Regions from separate parts of the Homo sapiens genome. Here region 1 is linked to region 2. A link is a loop called in an ENCODE intact Hi-C map of the cell type or tissue named here. Cell type or tissue: IMR-90. All regions are shown on one strand. Each heading gives the region's core, and the rest is flanking DNA. Links, peaks and the distances in the headings are about the cores only.

What was found. Peaks named below come from ENCODE experiments on the same cell type or tissue, not always from the same donor. Only the 100,000 strongest peaks of a DNase experiment are listed, where the experiment ranks them.
Region 1: it touches region 2 in a loop (4-fold over the local background); 4 of 110 quality-filtered maps call a loop at or near these places.

The regions. Positions count from the first base shown.
Region 1 is chr2:20,024,631-20,040,015 of GRCh38, reverse strand. It overlaps LAPTM4A (lysosomal protein transmembrane 4 alpha), which reads left to right. Exons shown (of 7, transcript NM_014713.5): 3 at 2,402-2,478; 4 at 2,578-2,700; 5 at 4,954-5,049; 6 at 5,601-5,699; 7 at 6,737-7,366. The coding sequence ends at 6,811. Among named protein-coding and RNA genes, the nearest start is that of LAPTM4A, 19 kb to the left of the region's middle. In IMR-90, for the core only: no CTCF peak of the experiment used is centred there; no DNase peak of the experiment used is centred there.
Region 2 is chr2:20,084,738-20,100,122 of GRCh38, reverse strand. The region is part of intron 2 of LAPTM4A-DT (LAPTM4A divergent transcript); the gene reads right to left. Among named protein-coding and RNA genes, the nearest start is that of LAPTM4A-DT, 40 kb to the right of the region's middle. RefSeq lists enhancers at 7,864-8,363, 8,364-8,865. In IMR-90, for the core only: a CTCF peak has its summit at 6,304 (motif pointing right); DNase peaks (open chromatin) are centred at 6,312, 8,272 and 8,572; H3K4me3 peaks cover 167 bases; H3K27ac peaks cover 4,939 bases.

The DNA.
Region 1 (15,385 bases), core at 3,153-11,152, 61 kb after region 2:
GGAGTGCAGTGGTGCGATCTCGGCTCAGGGCAACCTCTGCCTCCTGGGTTCAAGCGATTCTCCTGCCTCAGCCTCCTGAGTAGCTGGGATTACAGGCACACACCACCACACCCGGCTAATTTTTTGTATTTTTAGAGTTACTCCATGTTGGTCAGGTTGGTCTCGAACTCCCGACCTTAGGTGATCCACCCGCCTCAGCCTCCCAAAGTGCTGGGATTACAGGCGTGCCACAGCGCCCAGCCAGCGCCCTTCATTTTTAAAATCACATTTATATTATTTATTTGTTTAAAAAAAGTTTTTTAGAGAAAAGGTCTTACTTTGTTGTCCCAACTGGAGTGCAGTGGTACAGTAATAGCTCACTGTAACCCAGAATTCCTGAGCTCAAGTGATCCTCCCACCTCAGCTGCCTGAGTAGCTAAATTTTTGTGGAGATCGGGTCTCCCTGTCTTTACCAGGCTGGTCTTGAGCTCCCGGCTTCAAGGGACCCTCCCACTTCAGCCTCCCAAAGTGCTGAGATTACAGGCATGAGCCACTGTGCCCAGCCCATAGCAGACTCTTGAAAGCCGATTATTTGAATTACAAATTTTGCTTTCAAGTTTGATAATACCTGTTTAATTTCATATTTTGTTTTTACCTGAATTCTTCTAAGTGGAAGTTTGCATGTTGTAGCAGGGAAGTCCTTTAAATTCTTAACATTTATCAATCCTGTATCCTCTAAGAAAAAAGTAAAGAGGACTATTCCTAGTTTAGTGCCAAATATTGATGAGGTTTTACTGCCCAGTGATAAATTATATATACATGCTGTGCATGGTGGCTCATGCCTGTAATCCCATCACTTTGGGAGGCCGAGGCAGGTGAATCACTTGAGGTCAGGAGTTTGAGACTAGCCTGGCTAACATGGTGAAATCCTGTCTCTATTAAAAATACAAAAATTAGCTGGGCTTGGTGGCGCAGGCCTGCAATCCTAGCTACTCTGGAGGCTGAGGCAAAAGAATCTCATGAACCTGGGAGGCAGAGGTTGCAGTGAGCTGAGATTGTGCCACTGCACTCCAGCCTGGGTGACAGTGAGATTGTCTCAAAGAAAAAAAAAAAGTTGTATATACATTTACCCAATAGGGAATATTCAGCAGTTGTTCTAGTCATTCATCATTATTAGTGCCCTCAGTATTTTTTTTCTTTTTTCATTTTTAAAACATCTTTTGTGCATACAGGGTCTTGCTATATTGCCCAGGTTGGTCTTGAACTCCTGGCCTCAAGTAATTTTCCCACCTTAGTCTCTCAGAGTACTGAGATTACAGGTGTGGGTTGCCGTGCCCATCCCCCCCAGTTTCTTAATCTCTGCCCAGACGGATCACCTGATGTTGGGAGTTTAGACCAGCCTGGCCAACATGGTGAAACCTCGTCTCTACTAGAAATACAGAAATTAGCTGGATGTGGTGGTGCTTGCCTATAATTCCAGCTACTTGGGAGGCTGAGGCAAGAGAATCACATGAACCTGGGAGGTTGAGGTTGCAGTGAGCCGAGATCGCGCCACTGCACTCTAGCCTGGGCGACAGAGCAAGACTCTGTCTCAGGAAAAGAAAGAAAAAACTGTCCAGAGTCACAGAATCAACTACAGATTTGTGCTAAGAAATTCAGTAAGTCAGGCACGGTTTAGAATTGCTTGAGATTACTTGGCTGTTTTGTGAAAAAATTAGTGAACATGGATTAATGGAGAGTTGGAACAACCTGAGGAAGAGTTGAGAAACGAAGAAGAAAGTAGTGTGTGTTAACATAGATACCAGGGTGCAGGAAGCAATGAATTTTGGTGTTTGGGAGGTTGGGTGGGGAAGTGAGGTTAATGGCGAAATTTGAATTTCAGGTTATATTTATCTAGAGCAAAGGGTAATGTATGTAGCATTCTGAGTTTAATACACTTGTCTTTTAAGCAATTGCCAGCCATTCCTTCCAGCTAAACCCTACTCATAAGACCCATCTTGTGTCATTTCTTCATATTTTTTCCTGATGCTTCAGGCAAAGCAAATTGTTTCTGCCTCTGTTGTAGCACTTGACACATTGGATTATAATGATCTGTTTGCACATCTTCAGATTCCTGGGCTCATAAGGGCACAGGGACCTGTTTCTCTAGCAGAGAATGTGGTTCATGTGCCATCCTACACCCATGTCAGTGAGTCGTTGGAGCGATTTAACAAATAAGTGCTTTGTGTGAATGTCTCAAGGTTCCTTACTTCATGCTGAGACTTTGATTTTTTTTTTTTTTTTTTACCCTCTTGGCCTTAGATCTTTTTATAGCCAATTTTGAAAATATTTAAATTTAATATTTTAAAGCTAGCTTTAAGTGAAGTTTTGTTCTTTTTGTTGTGTAAGTAGCTTAATTAGATTTTTGTTTTTGTTTTCTTAGATAATGCCTGTGTTCTTTTTGCCGTCTCTGTTCTTATGTTTATAATCAGTTCAATGCTGGTTTATGGAGCAATTTCTGTAAGTATACTGTATTTTCATCTTTTAGAGTTTGACCTTAGGGGAGCTTAGTAATTTCCTATATGTGATACAATGTTATGGTTGTTATTTTTTCTCCAGTATCAAGTGGGTTGGCTGATTCCATTCTTCTGTTACCGACTTTTTGACTTCGTCCTCAGTTGCCTGGTTGCTATTAGTTCTCTCACCTATTTGCCAAGAATCAAAGAATATCTGGATCAACTAGTAAGTGTGTATGCTCATTAAACTTATTTTTTTTTCATTTTGAGTAAAATGTTTACATTTAAATTCTGAATCAGCCTTAGGTATTATTTTTAACTACTCCGCTTGCTTTTGAAAGTGTCTTAAAATAATTATTTCTGCTCTCTTAGCTACTGTGACAAAACTGGCAAGATGAAAGTAGAGTAATTTCTTACCATCCATTTGGATAATGCAGTATTAAGAGTTCCTAGAAATGGATATTATGGAACTAGTAGTTCAGCTTTTGTTTTTGAGCATCCAAAGGTACAGTAATTTGACTGTGTATGGCACTCTTTAAGTGACTAGCTTATTGTCTTTACAGACATCTGTAGCAAGTATTCCAGTGCCTACTATGTTTTTAGCCCTTTGCTAGGCACTGTTGGTGAATGGTGTGGATATAAAGATAACTGCGAATATTACAGTTTAGCGAGCAAACTGTAATATTTGGGGAGTCAAGATACATGAAGATGTTACCTGTGATAACAAGCGGGAGCTGTCACAGCAGCAGCAAATAAGGAACTTCGATTAATGTCATATGGAGGGGGGCAGGGAAAACTCTGGGCTGGGTGGCCAAGGAGGGCGTCGTGGAGGTGGTCAGAAGGAGATATGGGATCTAGGTAGATGAAAATTGGCAGGAGTATCCTCAGTTCATTTCCAAAGTGCTGTCTTTCAGAACTTTTCTTCCCACTACCAGATTTCCTGCCTAGCCCATTTTCCACACCACCAAATTCATCATTCATTTATTCAGAAAACATTCGCTGGTTGCTCTTATGTGCAAGGCACTCTGCTAGGTCATAGAGATGCATCAGTGGAGCTTACTTCCTGGTGAAGGAATCAGGAAGTTGACAGTTAACTGATACACCATTGTAGGTTACTGTGGGAGTGGATATCACATGGGTACTAAACCTGGGCTGGGAAGTGAGATTTGAATTGTACTCAGGAGTTTGAACAGGAATTAAGATAGAGAAAGTATAGAAGACAATGTTCCAGATAAAAGAGAGACCTTGAGGCAAGAAGCAGCATAGTGAGGGCACTAGAAGCTGGCCATGGTGGCTGGCACACAGAGGGAGGGTGGGGAAGCCTGGAGAAAGGTGGCCAGGGGCAGGGCTGTTGGCCTGGTCAGCCACGGTCAGCGGCTTCTGTGTGGCTCTCTGCTCATGTCATCTCCGGGGGAGAAATTTCAAGTGGTGCCTCCCTGCCTTCTGAGTAAAACCCTTAGCATAGCATTCCCTCATGAGCTCCACCTTCTGTGTTTTTCTTTTTGTTTATAGATGAAGATCAAAAAAACAGCTTTTTTCCCAAGGAGACAACCTGGCTGGGGTTTGGGGAGTAGTGTGTTCTTAAAATTTTTTTTTTCTATTTTTTTCAGTCCTTTGGGATTTCTGTTTATGTTGCTTTTTAAATGAAAATGTAATTAGGCCTTCTTGTTGACATTTCCATTAAAAACAAGCATAACTTAAAAAAATTAAATCAGCTTTATAGAAAAGAAGATAAAAATTTATTATTCCTTTTAGAGACCCTGGTGTTTTCTCTCCTCTGTTTTGTTCACTTAGTGCCTCAGACTGGAAGGTATTTCCTCTGTTGGTTAGTTTTTAAATCTGAAATTCTTCTTTTATAACACCTTTCTCCCTGAACTTAGCTCATTGCCTTGTACACAGTCAGGGCTGATTAAGTATTTAAATGAATATAGCTGATGCTTTTCAGTAGAACAGAGTATGTCTGCAGTAAAACTTATGTCTTGCCTGACATTGTAACCAGTGGGTGTATTTTTGCCCCTGTCTGATGAGAGTTGAGACAAACGATTGACATTTAGAAAAATAATTTTCCCCTTGTAGCATTAAAATGGCCCAGTTTATCTGTAGAACTTACACAGAACTGAGCATCTCCTGAGTTAATGATGCAAGTGACACAGGGACTGATCTCCAGTGCCATATAGGCGATAGTGTTTTTCCAAAGGCCAGAAAGATGGAAAATAGTGAAAAGTAAAGAGAAAACGAGCTAAATTTAGACTTTTTGGAGCATTGTGGGTTATCAAATGTACTCTAAGTGATTGTTAGCATGCATTAATGGTGATAAGGCTTAAAATTTAAAAGCACTTTGAATTAAATTCTGCTTATACATTTTTATTAAATATCACTTTTGACTTTGGTGCCTTTGTATTCTTCAGATGCTCTTCAGGTTATCAGCAAGTGCTAGTGCGATGGCTGACTTGTAAATGTGTGTGTGTTTCTTTAATAGCCTGATTTTCCCTACAAAGATGACCTCCTGGCCTTGGACTCCAGCTGCCTCCTGTTCATTGTTCTTGTGTTCTTTGCCTTATTCATCATTTTTAAGGTACGTTGCTGACTAAATCTTTAGGGGTGACTGAGATTGACACTGTGAATCTAAACCTTTTTGCTGCCTTTCACCTTACAAGTCACAGGAGATTGAGGATTTGTGGGGACAGTGTTTATTCTGGCACATGAGCAGAGATAGCTTCTAGGGAATGGTTTCTGTTGTGTTTCCAAGGAATGGTTGTAACTGTCAGGATCCTTCTCTGAGTGAAAGGACCTACTTTTTATGTTTTTGAAAAGGGGTTCATGATTTGTATTGAAAATCTGTTAAAATTCCCAAGGTTCACAAACCCAGAATTTCTTCTGCAGCACAGTGGGTTGACCTGAATTGAAGCTCCATCTCTGGTTTCTCTCTGAAATGTTGGCGATGAAACTCATGACACTTAAATGAGAGCAAGTAGGGAAAGGGCCTGGCCTGTGCTGGGTCCACACAGAGGTCAGCTCCCTTCTACACAGAGGATGTGTGGGGAAAGCATTCTAAGTCACTGGCATTTTAGAGCAGGTAGTCTGTTGAGTTTCTAGCAGATGTCAACTTTGTTTTTATTCTTCCAGGCTTATCTAATTAACTGTGTTTGGAACTGCTATAAATACATCAACAACCGAAACGTGCCGGAGATTGCTGTGTACCCTGCCTTTGAAGCACCTCCTCAGGTTAGCTACTGTTGGATAGAGTAAAAGGTCACCAGTCACTATTGACTGTTCCAGGAGAAGAACCTGGAGCTTGACTTTCTCTTTCATGCTGTAACCTATGGTTTGGGCATGAACCCTGGGTACTTTTATGAACAGCTTAAAATCCACAGGATTCAACATTTTCCACTTGGAATCCTGAGTACCTGGGTCGCTTGTCTCATCCAGTTTGGCTGTTAGATTTACTCATTAGAGGTCCTCATTAGTGTCATGTTTGTAGGGGAGATGACAGGAAACAGCTGTGTTAGGCCCATGTAGCCTGGGGCTTCTAAGGATGGGGAGTTCCATTGACTGAAACTTGTGTTGTTTTCAGAAAACATCCATATGATCCAACGGGGGAGCTGACCTGTCTGGGGAGATGAATACAGTGGTTTCATGGGTCTTTTGGGGAAGCCTACCTTTCACAGCCCTCTAATTGCTGCTGTGCTACCTTCCCAGGTTTTCAGCATATAAAATATATGTGGCCCATCTAGGGCCAGGCTTTCAGACTTGGAGTCACTTCGATTAGAATGTCACTCCTCCACTGCATAGGTGTGCCTGTTACCCTCGAAGACATGATATAAGTTCATGATCTTCTGACTACAAACTGATTCTGATGAAAGTCAGGATCCAGGAGCTAGCGTCTTATTGGGTGTTTCCTATTGCATGGTTTAACCCAACTCCTCAACACCTGAAGTGTAATTGGCACTGGCACTTCATCGGTCACACTGGAATGAGGGCAGAGCAATGGCACCCACTGCCTGCCTGTCTAGGAATCCTTGTCCAGAAGCAGGACTCTCTCTCCCCACCTCCCTCTCTCCACCCTCCCCTTCGCTAGCAATCTTGGTAAAATTCCAGGTTATTGAGGCATCTACTTGGGAACATTTTAGCTAACAGTTTCTTCAGCTCTTCTTTATGGTTTTGTATAACCCTATTTAGGGCATAAAGTCTGAAAGCTGAATTATCTCACAAAGGATTTTAAAGGAGAATTAAATCTGATACAATTTTTTTTCTCTCTTTAGTACGTTTTGCCAACCTATGAAATGGCCGTGAAAATGCCTGAAAAAGAACCACCACCTCCTTACTTACCTGCCTGAAGAAATTCTGCCTTTGACAATAAATCCTATACCAGCTTTTTGTTTGTTTATGTTACAGAATGCTGCAATTCAGGGCTCTTCAAACTTGTTTGATATAAAATATGTTGTCTTTTGTTTAAGCATTTATTTTCAAACACTAAGGAGCTTTTTGACATCTGTTAAACGTCTTTTTGTTTTTTTGTTAAGTCTTTTACATTTTAATAGTTTTTGAAGACAATCTAGGTTAAGCAAGAGCAAAGTGCCATTGTTTGCCTTTAATTGGGGGGTGGGAAGGGAAAGAGGGTACTTGCCACATAGTTTCCTTTTTAACTGCACTTTCTTTATATAATCGTTTGCATTTTGTTACTTGCTACCCTGAGTACTTTCAGGAAGACTGACTTAAATATTCGGGGTGAGTAAGTAGTTGGGTATAAGATCTGAACTTTTCATCTGCAGAGGCAAGAAAAATATTTGACATTGTGACTTGACTGTGGAAGATGATGGTTGCATGTTTCTAGTTTGTATATGTTTCCATCTTTGTGATAAGATGATTTAATAAATCTCTTTAAATACTTAGGGTTGTCATTGTTTTTAATCCGTTACTTTTTTTTAAGATAAACCCTGACATTTTCCATTACAGTGTATTCAGAGTGCCAGTGTTTATTTTTTTTTTAACTTTGAGAATACAGTTGGCCCTTCGTATCCATGGGTTCTGTATCCATGGGTTCTATATCCATGGAGTTAATCGACTGTGGATTGAAAATATTTGGGGGGAAAAATGGATAGTTGGATCTGTACTGAACATGTACAGACTTTTTATTCTTGTCGTTGTTCTCTAAAAAATACACTATAACAATTTATGTAGCATTCACATTATATTAGATATTATAAGTAATCTAGAGATCATTTTAAAAATATGGGAGGATATGCATGGGTCATATGCAAATACTATACCATTTTATTATAAGGGACTTGAGCAACTGTGGATTTGGGTATCTGGAGGGAGAACCTGCAACCAGTCCCCCATAGATACCAAGGGACAACTGCACAATGATGCACAGTTAATTAGAAATCATTTTCTTAATCCATTAACTCTAAATTTGTGGTGAAGATATTTCTTGAATCACAGGACAGAAATTAATACCGGTGGTTTGAAAAGTGATTGCTGTAGCAATCTTTTTTTTATGTCTTATTTTTTTTCTTTCCAACTTCTTAGGTTCAGAGGGTACATGTGCAGGTTTGTAACATGGGTAAATTGTGTTGCAGGGGTTTTGTCAGTGTTTTGTCATCCAGGTTGTGAGCATAGTACCTGATAGCTAGTTTTTTGATCCTCACCCTCTACTCTCAGGTAGGCCCTGGTATCTATTACTCCCTTCTTTGTGTCCATGTGTACTTAATGTTTAGCTCCCACTTATAAGTGAGAGTATTTGGATTTCTGTTCTTGCATTAATTTGCCTAGGATAATGGCCTCCAGCTCCATCCATGCTCCTGCAGAGGACATGATCTTGTTCTTTTTTATGACTGTAGTATTCCATAATATATATGTACCACATTTTCATTATCCAGTCCACTGTTGATGGGTATTTAGGTTGATTCCATGCTTTTGCTATTGTGAATAGTGCTGTGATGAACATATGTGTACATGTGTCTTTTTGGGAGAATAATTTATATTCCTTTAGGTATATACCTGATAATAGGATTGCTGGGTTGAATGGTAGAATGTTTTAAGTTTGAGAAATCCCTTATGCTGCTTTACACAGAGATGGAACTAATTTGCATTCCCACCAACAGTGTGTAAGTGTTCCCTTTTCTCTGCAACCTTGCCAGCATATGTTTCTTTTTACTTTTTAATCATAGCTGTTCTGACTGGGGTGAGATGGATTTCTCTGATTATTAGCATTTCTCTAATGGTTAGTGATGTTGAGCATTTTTTCATTTACTTATTGGCCATGTGTATGTCTTTTGAGAAGTGTCTGTTCATGTCCTTTACCAATTTTTTTTTTTTTTTTTTGAGACAGGGTCCTCGCTCTGTCACCTAGGCTGGAGTGCAGTGGCACGATCTTGGCTCTCTGCAACCTCCACCTCCTGGGTTCAAGCGATTCTCATGACTCAGCCTCCTGTGTAGCTGGGACTACAGGTGTGTGCCACCACACCCGGCTAATTTTCGTATTTTTAGTAGAGATGGGGTTTCACCATGTTAGCTAGGCTGGTCTCGAACTCCTGACCTCAAGTGTTCCACCTTCCTCAGCCTCCCAAAGTGCTGAGATTACAGCTGTGAGCCACTACACCCAGCCTCCTTTGCCCACTTTTAATGTTGTTGTTGTTGTTGTTGTTTTGTTTTTTGCTTAAGTTCCTTATAGATTCTGAATATTAGACCTTTGTCATATCCATAGTTTGCAAATATTTTCTTCCATTCTGTAGGTTGTCTGGTTGCTCTGTTGATAGTTTCTTTAGCAGAGCAGAGAAGCTCTTTAGTTTAATTAGGTCCCATTTGTCAATTTTTGTTTTTGTTGCAGTTGCTTTTGGTGTCTTCCTCATGAAATCTTTGCCAGGGCCTACATCCAGAATGGTATTTCTTAGGTGTCCTTCTAGGGGTTTTGTTTGTTTTGTTTTTTCAGTTAGGTTTTACATGTAAGTCTTGATATGGGTTTGGATTTGTGTCCCCATCCGAATCTTATGTTGAATTGTAATCCCCAGCATTGGAGGTGGTGCCTGGTGGGAGGTGATTGGATCATGGGGGTGGTTTCTCGTGGTTTAACATCATCCTTCTTGCTGCTGTTCTCGTGATAGTGAGTTATTGCGAGATCTGTGTGTGTAGCACCTCCCCCTTCTCTCTCTTGCTCCCGCTCCTGCAATGTAAGATGCTTGGCTCCCCCTTTGCCTTCTGCCACGACTGAAAGCTCCCTGATGCCTCCCCAGAAGCTGATGCTGCCATGCTTCCTGTACAGCCTGTGGAGTGAGCCAGTTAAACCTCTGTTCTTTATAAATTATTCAGTCTCAGCTATTTCTTTATAGCAGTGCAAGAACAGACTAATAGAAGTCTTTAATCCATCTTAAGTTATTTTTATATATGGTGAAGGTGTCTAGTTCTAATCTGCATTTGGCTAACCAGTTATCCCAGCACCATTTATTGAATAGTCCTTTCCCCATTACTTATTTTTGTCAACTTTATTGAAGATCAGATGGCTGTAGTTTGTATGGCTTTATTTCTGGGTTCTGTATTTGGTTCCATTGGTCTGTCTGTTTTTGTACCAGTACCATGCTGTTTTGATTACTGTAGTCTTGTAGTATAGTTTGAAGTTGGATAATGTGATGCCTTCAGCTTTGTTCTTTCTGCTTAGGATTGCCTTGGCTATTCAGGCTTTTTTTGGTTCCATATGAATTTTGAAATAGTTTTTTCTAATTCTGTGAAAATGCCATTGGTAGTTTAATAGGAATAGCATTGAATCTGTAAACTGCTTTGGGCAGTATGGCCATTTTAACAATATTGATTCTTCCTATCTGTGAGCATGGAATCTTTTTCCATTTGTTTATGTCGTCTCTGATTTCTGTCAGCAGTGTTTTGTAATTCTCATTATAGAGATCTTTCACCTTCCTGGTTAGCTGTATTCCTAGCTACTTAAGTCTTTTGTGGCTATTGTGAATGGGATTGCATTCTTGATTTGACTCTCAGCTTGGGTATTATTGTTGTATAGAAATGCTACTGATTTTTGTGTATTGATTTTATATCCTGAGACTGCTGAAGTTTATATCTAGGAGCTTTGAGGCAGAGACTATGGGGTTTTCTAAGTTTAGAATCACATTTTCTGTGAAAAGAGATATTTTGACTTCCTCTCTTCCTATTTGGATGCTTTTTATTTTTTTCGCTTGCCTGATTGTTCTCACTAGGACTTCCAGTACTGTGTTGAATAGGAGTGGGGAGAGTGGGCATCCTTGTCTTGTTCCAGTTCTCAAGCAGAATGCTTCCAGCTTTTGCCAATTCAGTGTAATGTTGGCTGTGGATTTGTCATAGATAATTCTTATTGTTTTGAGGTTACGTTCCTTTGATGCCTCATAGTTTTTTAAGGGTTTTTGCCATGAAGGGATGTTGAATTTTATTGAAAGCATTTTCTGTGTCTATCGAGATGATCATGTGGTTTTGTTTTTAGTTCTATTTATGTGATGAATTACATGCATTGATTTCCATATATTGAACCAACCTTGGATCCTAGGAATAAAGCCCACTTGATCACAGTGGGTTGGCTTTTTGATGTGTTGCTGGGTTTTGGTTCATAAAAGGCAGTTCCCCTGCACACACTGTTGCCTATTACCCAGTTCCAAAGTCGATTCCACATTTTCAGGTCTCCTTATTTATGTTCTTCAGGGATATTGGCCTGAAGTTTTCTTTTTTTTTGTTGTGTCTCTGCCAGGTTTTGGTATGAGAATGATGCTGGCCTCATAGGATGAGTTAGGGAGGAATTCTCCTCAAGTTTTTGGAATAGTTTCTGTAGGATTGGTACCAGCTCTTTATATGTCTGGTAGAATTTGGCTGTGAATCTGTTTGGGACCTTTTCCAGTTGGTAGGAGTATTATTATTACTGATTCAATTTCAGAACTCAGGCTGGATACAGTGGCTCATGCATGTAATCCCAGCACTTTGGGAGGCCAAGGCGGGTGGATTGCTTGAGGCCAGGAGTTCGAGACCTGCCTGGACAATATGGTAAAACCCTGTCTCTACTAAAAATACAAGGTCAATGTGAAAGAAAAAATATTAAAAGCAGCTAGAGAGAAGGGGCAGGTCAGCTACATCAGGTTAACAGCAGATCTTTCAGCAGAAACCCTACAAGCCAGAAGAGATTGGGGACCTATATTCAGCATTCTTAAAAATTCCAACCAAGAATTTCATATCCAGCCAAACTAAGCTTCATAATCAAAAAAGAAATAAAATCCTTTTCAGTACCTAGGATGCAAGTCCACTACAGCTCGTGTGTCCTGTGTCCCTGCTAAGGAACAAGTTGGAGATGAGGACCTCTTACTCTCTTTTCCCATCTATATTTGGCACAGTGACCCACAAAAAGCTGAGGGGGAGGGAATTAAATGTTTTCTGAATGAAATAATTTCTCTCCCCTCCACAAATTTTATACTGCTAATAGATCATTTTCAATATAATTGGGAATATACCAGTACACATACTACACTTACATTTAAAGTTTCTGGCAATAGGAAACCAAGAGATCTTTCACTGATAAGTTGTACATTTTATTCCCTCTGGTGACTCACGCTGTTTTTCAGTCTGTGGCTAATTTGTTCACAGTTATCGTGGACTTAGCTTTGTTCTGAGCCTAATTGTTCCACTATCCCTTAATAGGCAAAGGATAGATGTGCTATTTTCAGAACTCCTGCTTTCAAAGAAGGAATGTGTTATAAATAAGCCCAAGAGTTGACTGAAAGAAAAAGTTGTACCTTTGCTTTTCTGAGGTTGCTTTTTCTGTAAATGTCATGACTTTGGTTATGAGAAAATAATTTAGAAACAAGATGAGTGTTGCCAAATAATGTGGAATTCCAGGCACACGAGAGAGGCAACACTGGGATGGTGGAATGAACACAAAGTTTGGCATCAGAAGGTTGAAATTCAATTCCTGTCTTCACCCAGCGATTACACTCTGACCCTGGGAAATTTAACTAGGATCTGAGCTTCAGTTTTTGCATCTATAAAATCAGAAAGATGCAAATAACTGACCTATGAACTCGGAGTTGTTCTTAGGATCAAGTGAGGTAACAGACCCGGAAGGGTTGGCAGACCATAAATTACTGTGCAAATATTATGAGGGTGTATGAGAGCAAGGAATGGCTGGAGGAAGGGCTGGAGAGGGAGAAAAGTATTTGACCTGGAAACCAGAAAAAGAGTGACTTTGTTCCCTGTCTGTTAGAAAGGAGCTTTGTACAGTAGTCCCCCCTTATGTGTGGGGGATATACCCTAAGAACCCCAGTGGGTGCCTGAAACCATGGATAGTAACAGTACCCTCTATATACTATGCTTTTTCCTATAATACATACCTATGATAAAGTTTAATTTATAAATTAGAGTAAGAGATTAAAAGCAATAACTAATAAAATAGAACAACTACAATTTTTTTAGGTTTTTTTTATTATTATTATACTTTAAGTTTTAGGGTACATGTGCACAATGTGCAGGTTAGTTACATATGTATACATGTGCCATGCTGGTGTGCTGCACCCATTAACTCGTCATTTAGCATTAGGTATATCTCCCAATGCTATCCCTCCTCGCTCCCCCCACCCCACAACAGTCCCCAGAGAGTGATTTTCCCCTTCCTGTGTCCATGTGTTCTCATTGTTCAATTCCCACCTATGAGTGAGAACATGCGGTGTTTGGTTTTTTGTCCTTGCGATAGTTTGCTGAGAATGGTGATTTCCAATTTCATCCATGTCCCTACAAAGGACATGAACTCATCCTTTTTTATGGCTGCATAGTATCCCATGATGTATATGTGCCACATTTTCTTAATCCAGTCTATAATTGTTGGACATTTGGGTTGGTACCAAGTCTTTGCTATTGTGAATAGTGCCACAATAAACATACGTGTGCATGTGTCTTTATAGCAGCATGATTTATAGTCCTTTGGGTATATATCCAGTAATGGGATGGCTGGGTCAAATGGTATTTCTAGTTCTAGATCCTTGAGGAATCGCCACACTGACTTCCACAATGGTTGAACTAGTTTACACTCCCACCAACAGTGTAAAAGTGTTCCTATTTCTCCACATCCTCTCCAGCACCTGTTGTTTCTTGGCTTTTTAATGATCACCATTCTAACTGGTGTGAGATGGTATCTCATTGTGGTTTTGATTTGCATTTCTCTGATGGCCAGTGATGGTGAGCATTTTTTCATGTGTTTTTTGGCTGCATAAATGTCTTCTTTTGAGAAGTGTCCGTTCATGTCCTTGGCCCACTTTTTGATGGGGTTGTTTTTTTCTTGTAAATTTGTTTGAGTTCATCGTAGATTCTGGATATTAGCCCTTTGTCAGATGAGTAGGTTGCGAAAATTTTCTCCCATTTTGTAGGTTGCCTTTTCACTCTGATGGTAGTTTTTTTTGCTGTGCAGAAGCTCTTTAGTTTAATTAGATCCCATTTGTCAATTTTGGCTTTTGTTGCCACTGCTTTTGGTGTTTTAGACATGAAGTCCTTGCCCATGCCTATGTCCTGAATGGTAATGCCTAGGTTTTCTTCTAGGGTTTTTATGGTTTTAGGTCTAACATTTAAGTCTTTAATCCATCTTGAATTAATTTTTGTATAAGGTGTAAGGAAGGGATCCAGTTTCAGCTTTCTACATATGGCTAGCCAGTTTTCCCAGCACCATTTATTAAATAGAGAATCCTTTCCCCATTGCTTGTTTTTCTCAGGTTTGTCAAAGATCAGATAGTTGTAGATATGCGGCGTTATTTCTGAGGGCTCTGTTCTGTAGAACAACTACAATTTAATAAAAGTTATCTGAATGTGGTTTCCCTCTCTGTATCTCTCTCAAAACATCTTATACTGTACCTACCTTTCTTCTTGTGATCTGTTGATCTGATAACCAAGATGATTACGAAGTGCCCAATAGGTGGGTAATACATGCAGGCAGCGTGGATGCACTGGACAAAGGAGTGAGTCATGTCCAGGGCAGTACAGAGCAGGACAGTGTGAGAGTTTATCATGCTACTCAGAATGGCATGCAATTTAAAACTTATAAATTATTTTTTTAAAGCCTATGGATTATTTACTTCTGGAATTTTCCATTCAGTATTTTTGGACTGTAGTCCCCCACAGATAACTGAAACTTTGAAAAGTAAAACCACAGATAACCGGGGACTAGTATATCTGTTATCATTTGGTTAGGTTGCATCAGAGAACTTGATTTATATTCCTGGCCCTCCCACCAATTATATGAATTCAGTAAGTAATTCAGATTGCAAATGAGATTGTACATTCCTTCTTCCTCTGACCTTCTGTGACTCACTTTTGGTTAAACAGTTAATTATCTTTTATTATTATTTTTTAGAGACAGGGTCTTTATCACCCAGGCTGTAGTGCAATGGTGCAATTATAGCTCACTGCAGCCTCAATTTCCTGTCCTCAAGCAATCCTCCCTCCTTGGTCTCCCAAAGTGCTGAGATTACAAGTGTGAGCCACCACATCCAGCCAGTTCATGATCTTTTAAAGATAAAAAGATAATTTAAAAAACTACATAGGTACCCTCTTAGTTACCATTTTTGGTGTTCTTCATTCCCTTGTGTAGATACATATTTCCATCTGGTATAATTTTTCTTCTTTCAGAAAGACTTTAACATTTTTTACAGTGTGGTTCTGCTGGTGATAAGTTCTTTTGGGTTTTGTATATCTAAAAATATTTTTACTCACTTTGGGAGGTTAAGGCGGGCAGATCATGAGGTCAGGAGTTTGAGACCAGACTGACCAACATGGTGAAACCCCATCTCTACTAAAAATACAAAAAGTAGCCGGGCATGGTGGTGCGGGCCTGTAATCCCAGCTACTCAGGAGGCTGAGGCAGGAGAATTGCTTGAACCCAGGAGGCGGAGGTTGCAGTGAGCCAA
Region 2 (15,385 bases), core at 2,640-10,639:
CGAGAGTAACCTGAAATGACAATGTTAGAGCTGCCGAGAGCAGTCTCTAGGCAGTGGCTGAGCAGGAAGATGGGTGAGTGATCTTCTGAAACGTGCTAGGCCAGCGAGAGATGGCTGGAATGCCTGCCTGGAACAGCTCACCCTCCTGCCTGTGATAGGCCTGCAGGTCAGGACCTCACCTGACAGAGTGAGGAGGGGGGTGTTTCCTCCCTTCTCCTGCGCACACAGCATTGCAGGAGCATGAACCCTGCCCGTCTCAGGCAATTTAGGTTCTTTGGATAGGCAAAAAAAAAAAAAAAAAAAAAAAAAAAAAAGGGACTTGGATGCTGAAGATAGACACTGAAACTTTCCCTTTTTTTGGTTCTAGATTTACACCCAGACTTGAGGCTCACATGACCATATCCTTTTTTTCTTTTCTTTTTTTTTTTTTTTGAGATGGAGTTTCGCTCTTGTTGCCCAGACTGGAGTGCAGTGGCACAATCTCGGCTCACTGTAATCTCCGCCTCCCAGGTTCAAGAGATTCTCCTGCCTCAGCCTCCAGAGTAGCTGGGATTATAGGCGCCCACCACCATGCCCGGCTTTTTTTTTTTTTTTTTTGTATTTTTAGTAGAGATGGAGTTTCAACATGTTGGCCAGGCTGATCTCGAACTCCTGACCTCAGGTGATCCACCCACCTCGGCCTCCCAAAGTACTGGGATGACAGGCGTGAGCCACCGTGCCCGATGTCACATGACCATATTCTTAATTCAGCAGTGCTCAAAGTGGTCTGGGGCTGCTTGGGCATTCCCACGACTTTCAAGACAGAGCGTCCCAAGATCAAACTTGTTTTCATAACAATATAAACTGATTGCTATTCAGATTGGAAAAAATAAAAATATGTAACCATACAAACACGTTATTTGCCCTTTCCACTTTCATTCTGTCTCAGGTGTACAGCGGAGTATTCCAGAGGCTACATGATATGATACGGCGAGAGATTGCGTTTAGAAGCAAATGTGAAAATCAGTTGTCTTCTACTAATCCAGGTCTTAAAGGGAGGGTTGCAAAAGTATAAAATAATGCCACTTTCTGTACATTAAAAAAAAACTAGTTATTTTTATTAAAATGTTATACTGGCTGGGCGCAGTGGCTCACATCTGTAATCCCAGCACTTTGGGAAGCTGAGGCGAGTGGATCACCTGAGGTCAGGAGTTCAAGACCAGTCTGGCCAACATGATGAAACCCCGTCTCTACTAAAAATACAAACAAATTAGCCAGGTGTGGTGGCGCCTGTAGTGCCAGCTGAGGAGGCATGAGATGGAGGCTGAGGCACAAGAATTGTTTGAACCCAGGAGGCAGGGGTTGCAGTGAGCCGAGATTGTGCCACTGCACTCCAGCCTGAGTGACAGAGCGAGACTCCGTCTCAAAAAAAGAAAAAAATAATAAAAAGAAAAGGAAAAAGAAAAAGTTATATTATAAAATGAAATTTTTAAATAAATATTAAAATTATCAGTGTTAGTTGCCAGTATGGTATAACTCAGTAGATATTAGCCACATAAACATATTGGGATCCTCAATAATTTTTGAGAGCGTAAACATGTAAAAAGTGTCAAGGAACAAACTGGTTCGGATAGAGTAGCTGTAGCCCGGCTTGGGCGGCTGCTGCCCCTGCCCCAAGGAGCCAACTGAAGCCTGGTGTTTCCCTAGGAACGTACCAAGTGCTGACCTGCACGCAGGGAGAAGGGGCAGATGCGGCTAAGACGAGTTGACATTACAAGGCAGCGACGCAAGAGGGCGGCCTTACCCACGGGCAGGTTTCTTGTGCTGGATGCAAGATGACTGATGCAAATGTCAGTTTTATTCACCTCATTAACGAAAAGCAACTTTGGTTTCTTGTTTACAATGATATAATTTTTACCTCTCTTGTGTTTCTCTGGCTCAATATGGGTTCCAGTAAACACGTGCTGCCTGCTCATTTAAGGACTCCACACTGGGGCATCCTATGTGCTGGGGCAGGCACTCCCTGGTCACACCCCTCTGGCCCCTCAGGACGGAATCACAGAAAGACACATCAGCCCTTTGACCCTGTGTCTCCTGAAGTGGCCGCTGGAACACTGGCCTCCCACGGGTCCTAGTGAGGGTAGGCGGACATTTACTCCGGGGACCTCCATAGTGGCAACCGTCCAGGCTGGCCACTCCTGGTTCCGGCTGACATCTCACACTTTGCTTTGTGATACCACAAAGATGTTTTCTTGGTTTGTGTGTGTCTCTGGCCCATCCCTGTGGTTCCCAATGCCTGAGACTGGTTCATAGCAAGTAACCAGACTGGGTCTTTAGAGGTAATTAGGGGAGGGGATGGGCACTGGGAGGGTCCCTGGCTGGAGGTAAGGGACCCAGCTTCCAGGAGGCCTCCTGAGTGCCCTTAGGCCAGTCATGTGTCCCCTGGAGCCACAGCTTCTCATCTTTCAAAGGGGACTTCTGCCTGGGTCAGAGAGCTGTTATGGGACTCAGGTGGCACAACCGTGCGGTGGGCGCTGTCTGCCATGATACTGAAGTATGAAGTACGGGTGTTTATGGAATTCTTTTCTCTCTCCTATTGGCGGGGGCAGTGGAAGGTGTTTTTTTTGTTTGTTTGTTTTTTGTTTTTTGTTGTTTTTTTTTTTTTTTTGAGACAGAGTCTGGCTCTGTCGCCCAGGCTGGAGTGCAGTGGCGCGATCTCGGCTCACTGCAAGCTCCACCTCCCGGGTTCACGCCATTCTCCTACCTCAGCCTCCTGAGTAGCTGGGACTACAGGCGCCTGCCACCAAGCCCAGCTAATTTTTTTGTATTTTTAGTAGAGACAGTGTTTCACCGTGTTAGCCAGGATGGTCTCGATCTCCTGACCTCGTGATCCACCCGCCTCGGCCTCCCAAAGTGCTGGGATTACAGGCGTGATCCACCGCGCCCAGCCGGGCAGTGGAAGGTTTTTGACAGGGAAAGGGCACAGTCTGTTTTGTGCCTTGGAAGGGTGTATCTGGTGACTGGTGAGAATGTTTGATTGATTGATCGATTGAGACAAAGTCTCTCTCTCTTGCCCAGGCTGGAGTGCAGTGGCACAATCATGGCTCAGTGCAGCCTCAACTCCCTGGGCTGAAGCCATCCTCCCACCTCAGCCTCCTGAGTAACTGGAACTGTAGGCATGTGCCACCATGCCAGGCTATTTTTTTTAGTGTTTCATAGAGATGGGATCTTACTACATTGCCCAGGTTGGTCTCAAACTCCTGGACTCAAGAGATCCTCCCACCGTGGCCTCCCAAAGTGCTAGGATTACAGGTGTGAGCCACCAGGCCTAGCCAGGAGAATGTTTTAGAGCACAAACTAAGTGGAGGGATGGGAGTTAGGAGGCAGTTGACAGGGGCCAGATAAAAGATGATGAAAGCCATCTGAGGTAGGCTATGAGAATGGAGGGCAGAGGGTGGGTGGGTGAGAAACCCTAGGAGCAGATGGAGGAGGCTTGGTCATCGGTTAGATTAAAGTGGGAAGGGGCCAGGGTAAGAACAGCCTAGGACAACTCCCAGGGCCTCTAGAAGGGGAAGGAGTAACTTGTTCTTCTAGACGGAGGGCGTTTTCCTCACTGGTCCAGCCTCACTGAGTTTGCTCAGATCCTGAAGGTGGTACAGGCTTTGTGTCTGGCAGCCTGAGGGCTCTCAGAGGGGCCTCTGCGGTCCCAGTTGGCTCTTCAGCAGCCAGGACCCCACCCCCATCAACCACTGACTCAGTAGGATGGACACAGGCTCCCACAAATAGGACTCCCCCTCATTGTGGTAGACAATTCATTAAATGTGGGCAGAGAAACATATTTACAGAGACTATTTCATTCCCTTTTATAAGTCATTTTCCAACACAGTGACATAAGCATAGTTGTTGGACATTGGAGCTACTGGGACTTTTAGAATTCTAGTCCAGCACCTTCATTTTACAGACGGGAAAATTGTGTCCCAAATAATTCAATTTGACAAACAATGAGCATTGAGCACCTATGATGTGGCAAGTAAAATCAAGCAGAGTAAGAGACTATGAACTGATGCATGGGGTGACATCTTAGGCTGTTCAGGAGCAGTTTCTCTAATAAGATGAGACTTAGGACCTCCCAGGCACTTCATCGACATGAAGGCCTTCAGCGGAGGCAGAAAGTGGACCGCAGAACTCCCTTTCCAAAGTAAGCTTACGCTCTGACTCCTACCACAGGCAAACTTAGCTGGATGCCTTTGCTTCCCTGGCTACATTCTAGAACGACAAGATCTGGTTACATTCTGGGGAAAATGGTATTTCCATCTATATTCAAAGGGTGGAAAAAAATACCTACTGTCAGAGAAATTGTCAAGGAAATATTTCAAGAAAATGTCCCAGACAAGAGGGACAAGTTTCCACATTAAAAGGGCCCATTCCAGCACAATGGATGAAGAGACCTACAGCAAGGTCGGTTATTGTGAAATTTCACAACACTGGGGACAAAGAGAAGATGTAAAAGCTCCCAGAAGAACAGAAAAAAAAAATCCCATCACATACAAAGGAGACAGAAATCAAGCTGGCTTTATGTTTCTCAGTTGCAACATTTTTTAAAGCAATGGAGCAGTGTTTTCAAAATTCTAAAGGAAAATGATTTCTAACCTAAAACCTATACCCAGCCAACCTATCAATCAACTGCAAGGGTAGAAAAGACTTTTCCAGGTATTCAAGTATCACGGCCCCAAATGCACCTTTTCTCAGAAAGCTACTGGGGGATGTGCTCTATCAAAACATAGGGGTGAAATGAGGAAGAAGGCAAGGGGACCTTAACCCAGGAGAGAGATGAAGGGATTTTCCCAAATGGTTATGCACAGGACTCTAGGGTTCAGAAGAGCTTCCCAGGAGGGTGAAGTTGGTAGGACACCACAGGCTTTCTGAACAGCCTGAAAGGAGATGTCTATACTTGACAAAAACTTTGGGGTTTCATTAGTAATAAGTACTTAGAAACTTAAACAAACTAAAACAAAGAAGCAAACAACAAGGTAATGATTAATTTCAGGAAAAGTACAAAATAAGCAAGCAAAAGGTTACCATGGTCTACTATATGATTCAGCTGTGAGTATTGTTGATGTAGTAATAATAATGTAATGCAAACTATTAATGAACTAAAATTATAATGTAACTCTATTTGAAGGGATAGGAAGTATGTTTATGTATACTGCTCTCACTATACATAAACATCTCATCTTCTGTAGCAGAAACTCAACGAATGACATTATAAGTAGAAAAATCAAATAGTAATCTAAGCATAATATTTACAGCTATGAAGGTAAATACTAAAAGAACCAGCTGAAAGCTTGGGAAGCAGGAAAAGGCAAAATCTGAGACTGGGGGCAGGGATCCTTAAACTATGACCATGCATAAACAATAAAAATTCAAACTAAACTCCCCCTCCCCAGGCATTCAGTGTTCTTTGTGGTTTGGCCTCAAGCTGTTTTTACAAGCTTATTTTCCACTGCCCCTCCTTCTTCTGACATACCCCTGATGCCCCAGCTTCAATTATAAACCCCTCCCAGAAACTGCCACCTTTCTCTAGAATGGCTTCCTCCTGCCTGTCTCAAGGTCCTAACTTAAACCCAACCTCTCCCAAGAAGCCTTCTCAGATCCCACAGAGCCAACCCCACCCACCGCCCAAGGAGGAATCAGCTGTTCAGGCTTCCTCCTCCTTATTGCAGCCATCCTGCTCCTCACGGGCTAAGGATCCATGCATGAGGCTGCCTCCCCACTGGGACCCAGGAGCCTGAGAGCAGGGCCTTGCCACTGTCTCCTACAGGGCCCAGCACCCCTGTGTATGGCCCCAGTTGCCTTGTTGAATCACAGTCCTTGGCATCAGGGCCAGATTCATACGTGGGGTGATATCAGTCACTCCAGAAGCCCCAACCCTGGGCTGTGAGGGTGGCCGACGGTGACTTCCTCCTGCCATTCAGGACAGAGGCCAGAGGCCTTCTTTCCCTGCTGGGCTCATGCTGCCAACATGCTCCTCCCAGGCTGCCCCCCACTCACTGGCTGGGCCCAGTCTTTCCCCTCACAGCCCTGTCCCTTGGCTTCTAGGCTCTCAACCTGTTTAGAAGGCAAGCTTGGTACAGGAGTCAGATTTCCTCGGAAAGATGGGGGGACAGTTAATTGAAAAAGGAGTACGTGTTCTTCTGGTGTCTTCTCACATTACCAGGAGGTCGCCAGCCCTTGGCATGGCCTTGTCTGAGGGATTTTGGCAAGGCAGGCTTGCTGTGTCTTTAATAAAAGCCCAAGCTCCCAGAGAGACCGTGTGGATGTCCTGCAGGGGGTGCCTTTGAGAGGAGCATGGAAGAGAGATTTTTTTTTTTCTCCCAGGCTGGAGGGAGATCACAGGGAAGCCTGTGAACAAAAGGCCAGCCCAGGTGCACCTTGGCCCCCTGGACCTTAGACCCCAGGGCTTCCAGCCTTGCCAGACATTCCCACAGTGGCTCAGAGCCACTGACCCGACGGGTCCATTTCAGATTCCTTCAGTCTGTGGTTGTCCAAACGGTAAATAGGAAGACCAGTAACTGATGACAGCAGGAAGTTCCTGAAGTTTTCACGCTGTGTAAGACCCCCACAGCCTGGGCACAGTCCTGGTGTGTGGGGATTTGGGGCAAATTAAAGTTGATTTGGAAGAATTAAGGCTAAGAGTCAGTGGGTCTCAGAGGCTTCTGCCCTTGCAGCCTACCTGGGCTGAGTGTGCACATGGCTGGGATCTCAGCGACACGTGAGGATGGCTTTTGTTCCCAGGGTGGCTGTGCCAATGAGGATGGCGAGGTCACACCAGAGACTGGGTGCCAAAAAGTGCCAAATTGCTCACAAGGGGAAAGGAATTACCACAAACAGTTTAGGCTAATTAATTCATCTCGTGAGGCTGGAAGGGGTGCTTGGATTCATGGCCACCTTCTACCAGGACAAGACGAAAAAGTGGCCAAAGAAGCCTGGTGGCTGGGAAGCCCTGGTGTCTGCCTCACACCTGCTTCAATGTGGTCCATACTGGGGAGGACTTTGCATGTCGCTGTGTAACCTGGAAGGAAGGGAAGAAGGAAAGAAGATCGACCTGTTCTTTCTGATGGAGCACGCCCCACCCTAAGCCTGGGGCAGGCATGTGTGGGCCTGCCTGGCTCAGTGATGGGGAGGCCACCAGAAATCTGTCTTGGGGACACAAGAGCTTTCTGGGAAAACATTCAAATTTGAGGACACAAAGTGTATCTTCACAAAGAGGACCCAGACCCAAGTCTGAATCAGTAAGAATCCCTTACTGACAAATCTCGAAGATGAGGAATGTTGGAAGGCCCACAGAATGGCCACCACTCTGGTTCATTCCCCCGCCCGGCGCCCTCATGCCTTCAACAGTAGAGTTAGTTCCATAGTTGAGTTAAAATAGAATGAGTGACTTCACCAAAGCTCTGTGAGTTATTGCAGCTTGCACTTTGAAACCATCTGGGAAGTGTAGCATTTTCCTGTAACAACGTGGCTTGGAAGACCCCAGACAACATAGTGCCGCTATGGCACCTCATGGGGAGCCTGGTTCATCATCATGGTGGTGACCTGGGGCAGTGGCAGTGGCACCGGGCAAAGGCGGCAGAGGCTGGTGGGATCTGGCAGCGGGCCCCAGGTGGGTCGTGGTGGCCCCAGCAGGTGACTTCATCTAGAGGGGGACACCAGCTGGGCCTCGGCGGGCACATACCTTTCCAGGAATTAGAAATAGGCACCCAGTCTGGGCCCCCCTCCGCTGGTCAGAAGCAGAACTTGACAAGCAGGGCTCAGGCTGTGTTCCAGGCTCAGGCTGTGTTCCAGCCTCTGCTTACTCCAGGCCAGGCACCTTTGGGTGACGGCCCTGGACACCAGTGAAACCCCGTAGGAAATCCAGATGTGCAGAGAAGAGACTGGGGGTGCCATGGACGTGGGGGCTGGGAAAACACCCTGGCTAGAGCAATGTTTTAAAATCTAGAAAACCATGAAGAAAATAATGGAAAGCATTTGTAACCTCAGCATTTGATCTTCAAGTTTCAGAAAACTCGATGCAGAGCGAAATCCGATTCTGAGGGTCGTTTAAGAGACCTTCCTTCAGGAGATGCTTTGGGTCTCACTGGAGGAACCAGGGCTTTGCTAGACCCCGGGCGCAGCTGCTCCCTCACTTGCCTGCAGCCCTGGCCAGGATGACTACAGTTTATGCTGAAAAGCGTTACTGCTTCCTGTGCAGTCCCCACTCAGGAATTCCATTTCTCTTGGTAAGAGTCCATGTGTCAGATTCCTGGGGCTCACTGTCCCTGGAAAGCCCCCAAGCTCTGGAAAATGATTCATCGATTCATGCTCATTTCAGAATATTGCTTGAGAACCTTCTCTGCCCCATCCTTACCTTCAGGGAAAAAAAAAAAATCAGTGTGTAAAAAGGCCAACATAATCGCTGGCACTCCTCCCCTCTGCCTGCGTGGGCCAGCACCTCTAACTCCCTGCAGCTGTCCCTTCTACTCAAAAGCCTGGCCCCGCTGTGTCAGGGCCATCATGAGGCCCCCATCACGAGGTCCTCACACCGCCTGCCAGAGATCTGGCTCAGGCTGCTTCCTCGCAGCAGTCATTCCCAGGAGGTCTCATTGTACGTCCCCAGCTTCATTCTGCCTTTTGCAATATCCCTTAGTATTGGCTCAGGAATAGTCTCCACCCTTTTCTTAAAGGTCCCAACAGATGAGAGAAGGTGATTGCAATGGAAGGAGGAACTGCTTCCATTGCACTCCTCTGATAAAACTTCAAGGTTCTGAAGGTCATAAGAGGTGGAAATGGAATAAGAAGGGTATTTTGAACCCCTTTAGCCCTGGACAGTGTGAACACACATCACCCTCACACACACGCTGACACAACACACCTGCATGCTCACACCTGAGTGCTCACACTGTGTAACGGGCTCAACCTCAAGCTGACCCCTAAGAACTTTAACGCTTCCCTGAGTGGGAAAGGGGTTGCAAACAGCTTCCGACACCAGAGGTGGAGGCTTCAGTTGTCTTTTAGGGAAGATCCTTCTTTTTGCTTTTCTTCCTTCCTTGTCTCTCTCCCTTCCTTCTTCTTTCCTTCCTTCCTTCCTTTTTTTCCTGGCTTCTTTCCTTCCTCAGCAAAAAGGGCCCTTGAGTCCCACAAATGTAGTGTGACCATTGTCCTTGGGGGAAACTGTAGTTATTAACTCATAAAAGATTGTGTATAGACCCGTGTAATGAGGAATGTCTGAGTTGTCACCAAAGCTGCTGGGAATTTGTGTGGGGTAGGAGGTGGCGAGGGGTGTATGTGCAGGGACAATGTGGAAAGAAGGGAAGAAAAGAGCTTCCGAAGTGTGGAGGAGGAGGAGGGACAACCCTGGGCCTTCACGTGGCTTGTTCCTGGGGTGAGGCGGTCACTGCCCAGGCATTTCACACCGGCCGTTATGAGGGCTTCTCGAAAGCTTTTTCTTCAGGAAAATGAAAATACATAAACACCACAGATATGCTCACAGATAATTGTACTACATTGTTCGGAAGTAAAAGAACTGTTTCTAAAAAAATAAAAATATTATAAACACCACCTAATCAACACGTTGAAATTAATAGCTGAACTGTGTGAGTGCATACTGTCAGCAAGCTATGGACATGTTGCCCTCCATGAGCTGGCGCTCCAGTGTGCTTGGGGAGGCCATCCCAGGCGGAGAGGGCTTCTTTGAGGGGGTGCAGGCTGAACAGAGGGAGGAAGCCGAGGGGCTGCTTTCATGAGGCACTTGGTGGGAGGCAGGATCAGGAATAGCACTTTTCTTCCTCATTTACACGGAGGCAGAGCACCATCACTGCTCTGGCCATGGGGAGTGGACCTTGGCGGCTTTCAGGTGATCACATCACCGAGAGTCCTTCAGGAAACTTGAAGAGCAATGGGCACTGGCTGGGGAGGCCAGACCAAGAGAGGATACCAGGAGTGCCAGGACATCTGTGGTGGACCAATGGGCTCGGGAACTCTTGGGGTCCCCTTTTGAAGATGCCCAGAAAATAACCAAGAGGTCAAACACAGGCTGCAGAGGTACTGAGGGTCTGCCTCCTGCTAATAGGAACTCAGAGTCACTGATATTTGGGCTATCAGTTCAAAAGAATCTTTTCTGCTCTGTTCTGATAAAAACAGGCGCTAGCAGCTATCTCAAAAGGCCAACCTTATGTTCCACAAGAATGATGTTATCTGCAGGAGTGATTGGAAAAGTTGTGTATCTTGTGACCTCCGGAATAATGGCTGGCAATAATTTATGTCTACACCTTAGCAGAATTTAGGCTCCTCTCCTCCCCCTAACCTGGTGGTCTCTCATTAGCTTTACAAAGGTGGTTGAGTTTTGGGGGAAGGGCTATTATTTAAACTATAAATTATTGTCTTCCAAAGCTAGCCCTAAGCCTATGAATAATGAAGTCAGCTTGAAGGCAAGAGTGGGGTTGGTAGATCAGATCTCTGCCATTGCCATAATGTTCTCACTGTTATCATTTTTGCAAAGGTGGTTTTACTTCTACATACTCTCTAAAAGAATTCACCAGATCCTTGAAATTTATCCAGGGACTGCAGGTGAAGAACAACAAAGCTAGAGAAAAGGGTGTTTGGTAATCCTGATTCTAATGAAAAAATTAAACTTCATATTGAAGTTAATCTTGTTCAAAAGTTATCATGTCTTAGGGGAAGTAGTGCAAAATGCAGAAGTAGTTTAAACATCCATCAGAAGGGTCCTCACTCTACCAGGACAGGACATTTACTCCCCAGTCTGTGTGTGACACTTTCAGCTGCAATAAGAACTTCTTTCACCAGAGTAAATTCAACAAAGGTTTGTTTTTAAAAAAATACAAACAAACCCAGGCTATTTGATTCTAAAGCCTGTGGTTTTTTATCCCCCCATTATACCACAGGTACCAAACTAGACAGATGTTTAAGTTATTTAATAACTATGATTAAATTGTTGAACTATAATCAAAGGATGTAATTTAAAAAGAAAATTGTTGCATTCAAATTCCCAACACTATGCTGAAGCGAAAGTTAAGAAAAAGAACTTTGTATTCTGGTCAAGGAAGAGGGAGTTGGAGACAGGCAGCAACTAGAAACAAGGCAGTCAGTGATCAAAGGGGAGAACCTTAAATGCAGTCCAAGGACAGGACAGGCAGCCTGCATGGCTTTCTAGCAGAGACCATGGCTGGAGAAAGGAGGCTAGGGAAGGTTGGTAGGTGGGAGAAGCGTGTCACTTTAAGTGTGTCACTTCTTCCTACCAAGTCTGAGGTTTCCTGTCTGGGCCATAAAGGGGTAAGAACAGATCTTCCTAAAAGCCTTCCCAACTCTATGTTCCATGACTGTCCAAGGGAATAGCATAGGCAAAAGCTGTGAGGCTGGATTGAACCACAATGAATTAGTTGTTTGTCTAGGAGTCCTGTCCACTTAGAAAAGTAGATGCATTCCAGGAGATTACAGGGGAAAGGCTAAGACTCCTCAGATGCGAAAATGATTAACCTTGGTGCTGAAGACAGTGGGAGCCATTGTAGGTCCTAGAGGAAAGACGTAGGAACATGATTAATCCAAACAGCTAAGGATGGAATGAGGAGGGAATGGAAATCTGTACGTGCACTGTGTTGAGTATTTTCTATTTGCCTCTCTGCCCAGATCTATTCTATGCCCTGCTCTGTGCCAAGGACCCCCTGATGATTACATCAAGGGACTCTGTCTTAGTCTGTTTTCTTTTGCTGTGACAGAATACCACAGACTGGGTAATTTATAAAGAAAAGAAGTTAGGCCAGGCGCAGTGGCTCACGCGTGTAATCCCAGCACTTTGTGAGGCCAAGGCGGGCAAATCACCTGAGGTCAGTAGTTCAAGAATAGCTCTGCCAACATGGTGAAAGCTTGTCTCTACAAAAATACAAAGATTAATTGGGCATGATGGCGGGTGCCTGTAATCCCAGCTACTGGGGAGGCTGAGGCAGGATAATTGCTTGAACCCGGTTTCATGTGCGTCCGTGTGAAGAGACCACCAAACAGGCTTTGTGCGAGCAATAAAGCTTTTTAATCACCTGGGTGCAGGCAGGCTGAGTCCGAAAAGAGAGTTAGTGAAGGGAGATAGGGGTGGGGCTGTTTTATAGGATTTGGGTGGGTAGTGGAAAATTACAGTCAAAGGGGGTTTTTCTCTTACAGGCAGGGGTGGGGGTCACAGGGTGCTCAGTGGGGGAGGTTTTGAGCCAGGAGAAGGAATCTCACAAGTTTAATTGCTCAGTTAAGGTGGGGCAGGAACAAATCACAATGGGGGAATATCATCAGTTAAGGCAGGAACTGGCCATTTTCACTTCTTTTGTGATTCTTCACTTGCTTCGGGCCATCTGGACATATACGTGCAGGTCACAGGGGATATGATGGCTTAGCTTGGGCTCAGAGGCCTGACATTCCTGCCTTCTTATATTAATAAGAAAAATAACATAAAATAGTATTGAAGTGTTGGGGCAGCAAAAATCCTTGGAGGTGGTATGGAGAGATAATGGGCGATATTTCTCAGGGCGGGATTAGGGGCAGCGTGGGAACCTAGAGTGGGAGAGATTAAGTTGAAGGAAGATTTTGTGGTAAGGGGTGATATTGTGGGGTTGTTAGAAGGAGCGTTTGTCATATAGAATGATTGGTGATGGCCTGGATGCGGTTTTGGATGAATTGAGAAACTAAACGGAAGCTACAGGGTCCAAATAAAAGAAGGAGAAAAATAGGTATTAAAGGACTAAGAGTTGGGAGGACCTAGGACATCCAATTAAAGAGTGCCCAAGGGGGTTCAGTGTAATTACTTGCTTGGTTGGCGAGTTTTTGGGAAAAGACCATTAGTCCATTTTACCTTTCCTGAAGATTGAGGACAGAAAGGGGTATGAAGGTTCCACTGACTACCAAGAGCCTGAGAAACTGCTTGGGTGATTTGACTAGTAAAGGCCAGTCTGTTATTGGACTGTATAGAGGTGGGAAGGCCAAACTGAGGAATTATGTCTGACAGAAGGGAAGAAATGATGGCGGTGGCCTTCTCAGACCCTGTGGGAAAGGCCTCTATTCATCCAATGAAAGTGTCTACACAGACCAAGAGGTATTTTAGTTTCTTGACTTGGGGCATATGAATAAAGTCAATTTGCCAGTTCTGGGCAAGGGTAGGGAAGGGAGGGGGCCTGAACAATCCCTGAGGAATAGTAGAATAGCAGATGGAACCCTGAGAAGTGATTTCCTTGAGGACAGATTTCCACAATGGAAAGGAAATGAGAGGGTCTAAGAGATGGGCTAGTGGCTTGTAACCTACATGGAAGAAGCTATGAAATGATGACAGAATAGAATGGGCCTGTGAGGCTGGAAGGAGATGTTTTCTTTGGTCTAAGAACCATTTGCCTTATGTGGGAAGAGATTGATAGGTGGCAGTTTCAGTGGGGGAGTAGGTGGGAATGACTGATGAGAAGGAGAAAAACTGGTAGTAAGGGACAGAAGTTGGAATGCTAGCTGCTTCTTTAGCTACCTTATCAGCATAAGTGTTGCCCTGAGCGATGGGATCTGACGCCTTTTGATGGCCCTTGCAGTGAATGACTCCAGCTTCCTTTGGAAGTAAAACAGCCTTGAGAAGAGTTTTTACTAAAGAGGAATTAATGATGGAGGACCCTTGCGTAATGAGGAAAACTCTTTTGACCATATAACAGCATGGTGGTGCAGGATATGGAAGGCATATTTGGAGTCAGTATAAATATTGACACATGGTCCTTTTGCAAGAGTGAGGGCTCAAGTCAATGAGTTTGGCTTGCTGAGAAGTAGTGGAGGGGGGCAGAAAGTATATGCATCAGGTGTGAGGAAGAAAATAGCTTTTGGAAGTTATGAGAACTGTAGAGAGTGAGTTGAGCACAGTTTGTGATTTTGAGGGCCCCTAAAAGTATTAAGGCAGTGGCAGCCACTGCACGCAGACATGAGGGCTAGGCTAAAACAGTAAGGTCAAGTTGTTTGGATAAAAAGGCCACAGGGCGTGGTCCCAGTCCTTGTGTAAGAATTTTGACCGCACAGCCCTGCACTTTGGCTATGTGTAATGAAAAAAGGGTTGGGATGAGTCAGGGAGAGCTAGTGTGCGAGCAGTCTCTAAAGCTGTCTTCAAGGAATGGAAAGAGGAGTGGGGAAAGGATTTAGGATCTATGGGGTCAGCTAGGTTTCCTTTTGTGAGTTTATAGAATGGTTTTTTTAGGATGACAAAACCAGGTATCCAAAGACAAAAGTATCCAATCATGCCCAGGAAGGAAAGGAGTTGTTTTGTAGAAGGGGTTGGGGGTTTGAGAGATCAGTCGGACACAATCGGCAGGGAGAGCACGTGTGTTTTTATGAAGAATTATGCCAAGATAGGTAATGGATGAGGAAGAAATTTGGGCTTGACTGAAGTAATGCGGGCTGTCCGTGAAGCCTTGCAGCAGTACAGCCCAGGTAATTTGCTGAGCCTGATGGATGTCAGGGTCAGTCCAAGTGAAAGCAAAGAGAGGCTGGGATAAAGGGTGCAAAGGAATAGTAAAGAAAGCATGTTTGAGATCCAGAACAGAATAATGGGTTGTGGAGGGGTTGTGGAGGGAGGTATTGAGGATAGGAGAGTATATGGGTTTGGCACCACGGGGTGGATATGCAAAACAATTTGGTTGATAAGGCACAGATCCTGAACTAACCTGTAAGACCTGTCCAGTTTTTGAACAGGTAAAATGGGGGAATTGTAAGGAGAGTTTATAGGCTTTAAAAGGCCATGCTATAACAGGCTTTAATCCTTTTAAAGCATGCTGTGGGATGGGATATTGGCATTGAGCGGGGTAAGGGTGATTAGGTTTTAATAGGATGGTAAGGGGTGCATGATCGGTCGCAAAGGAGGGAGTAGAGGTGTCCTATACTTGTGGATTAAGGTGGGGAGATACAAGGAGAGGATATGAAGGAGGCTTTGAACTGGGGAAAAGGGTGGCAGTGAGGTGTGGCTGTAGCCTAGGAATAGTCAGGGAAGCAGATAATTTAGTTAAAATGCCTAGACCTAATAAGGGAACTGGGCAGGTGGGGATAACTAAAAAGGAGTGCATAAAAGCATATTGTCTAAGTTGGTACCAGAGTTGGGGAGTTTTAAGAGGTTTAGAAGCCTGGCTGTCAATACCCACAACAGTTATGGAGGCAAAGGAAACAGGCCTTTGAAAAGAAGGTAATGTGGAGTTGGTAGCCTCCGTATTGATTAAGAAGGGGACAGATTTACCCTCTACTGTAAGAGTTACCAAAAGCATCTGTGATGGTCCAGGAAGCTTCCGAGGCAATCGGGCAGCATCAGTTTTCAGCTGCTAAGCTGGGAAGATCTGGGAAGGAGTCAGTCAGACAGCCTTGG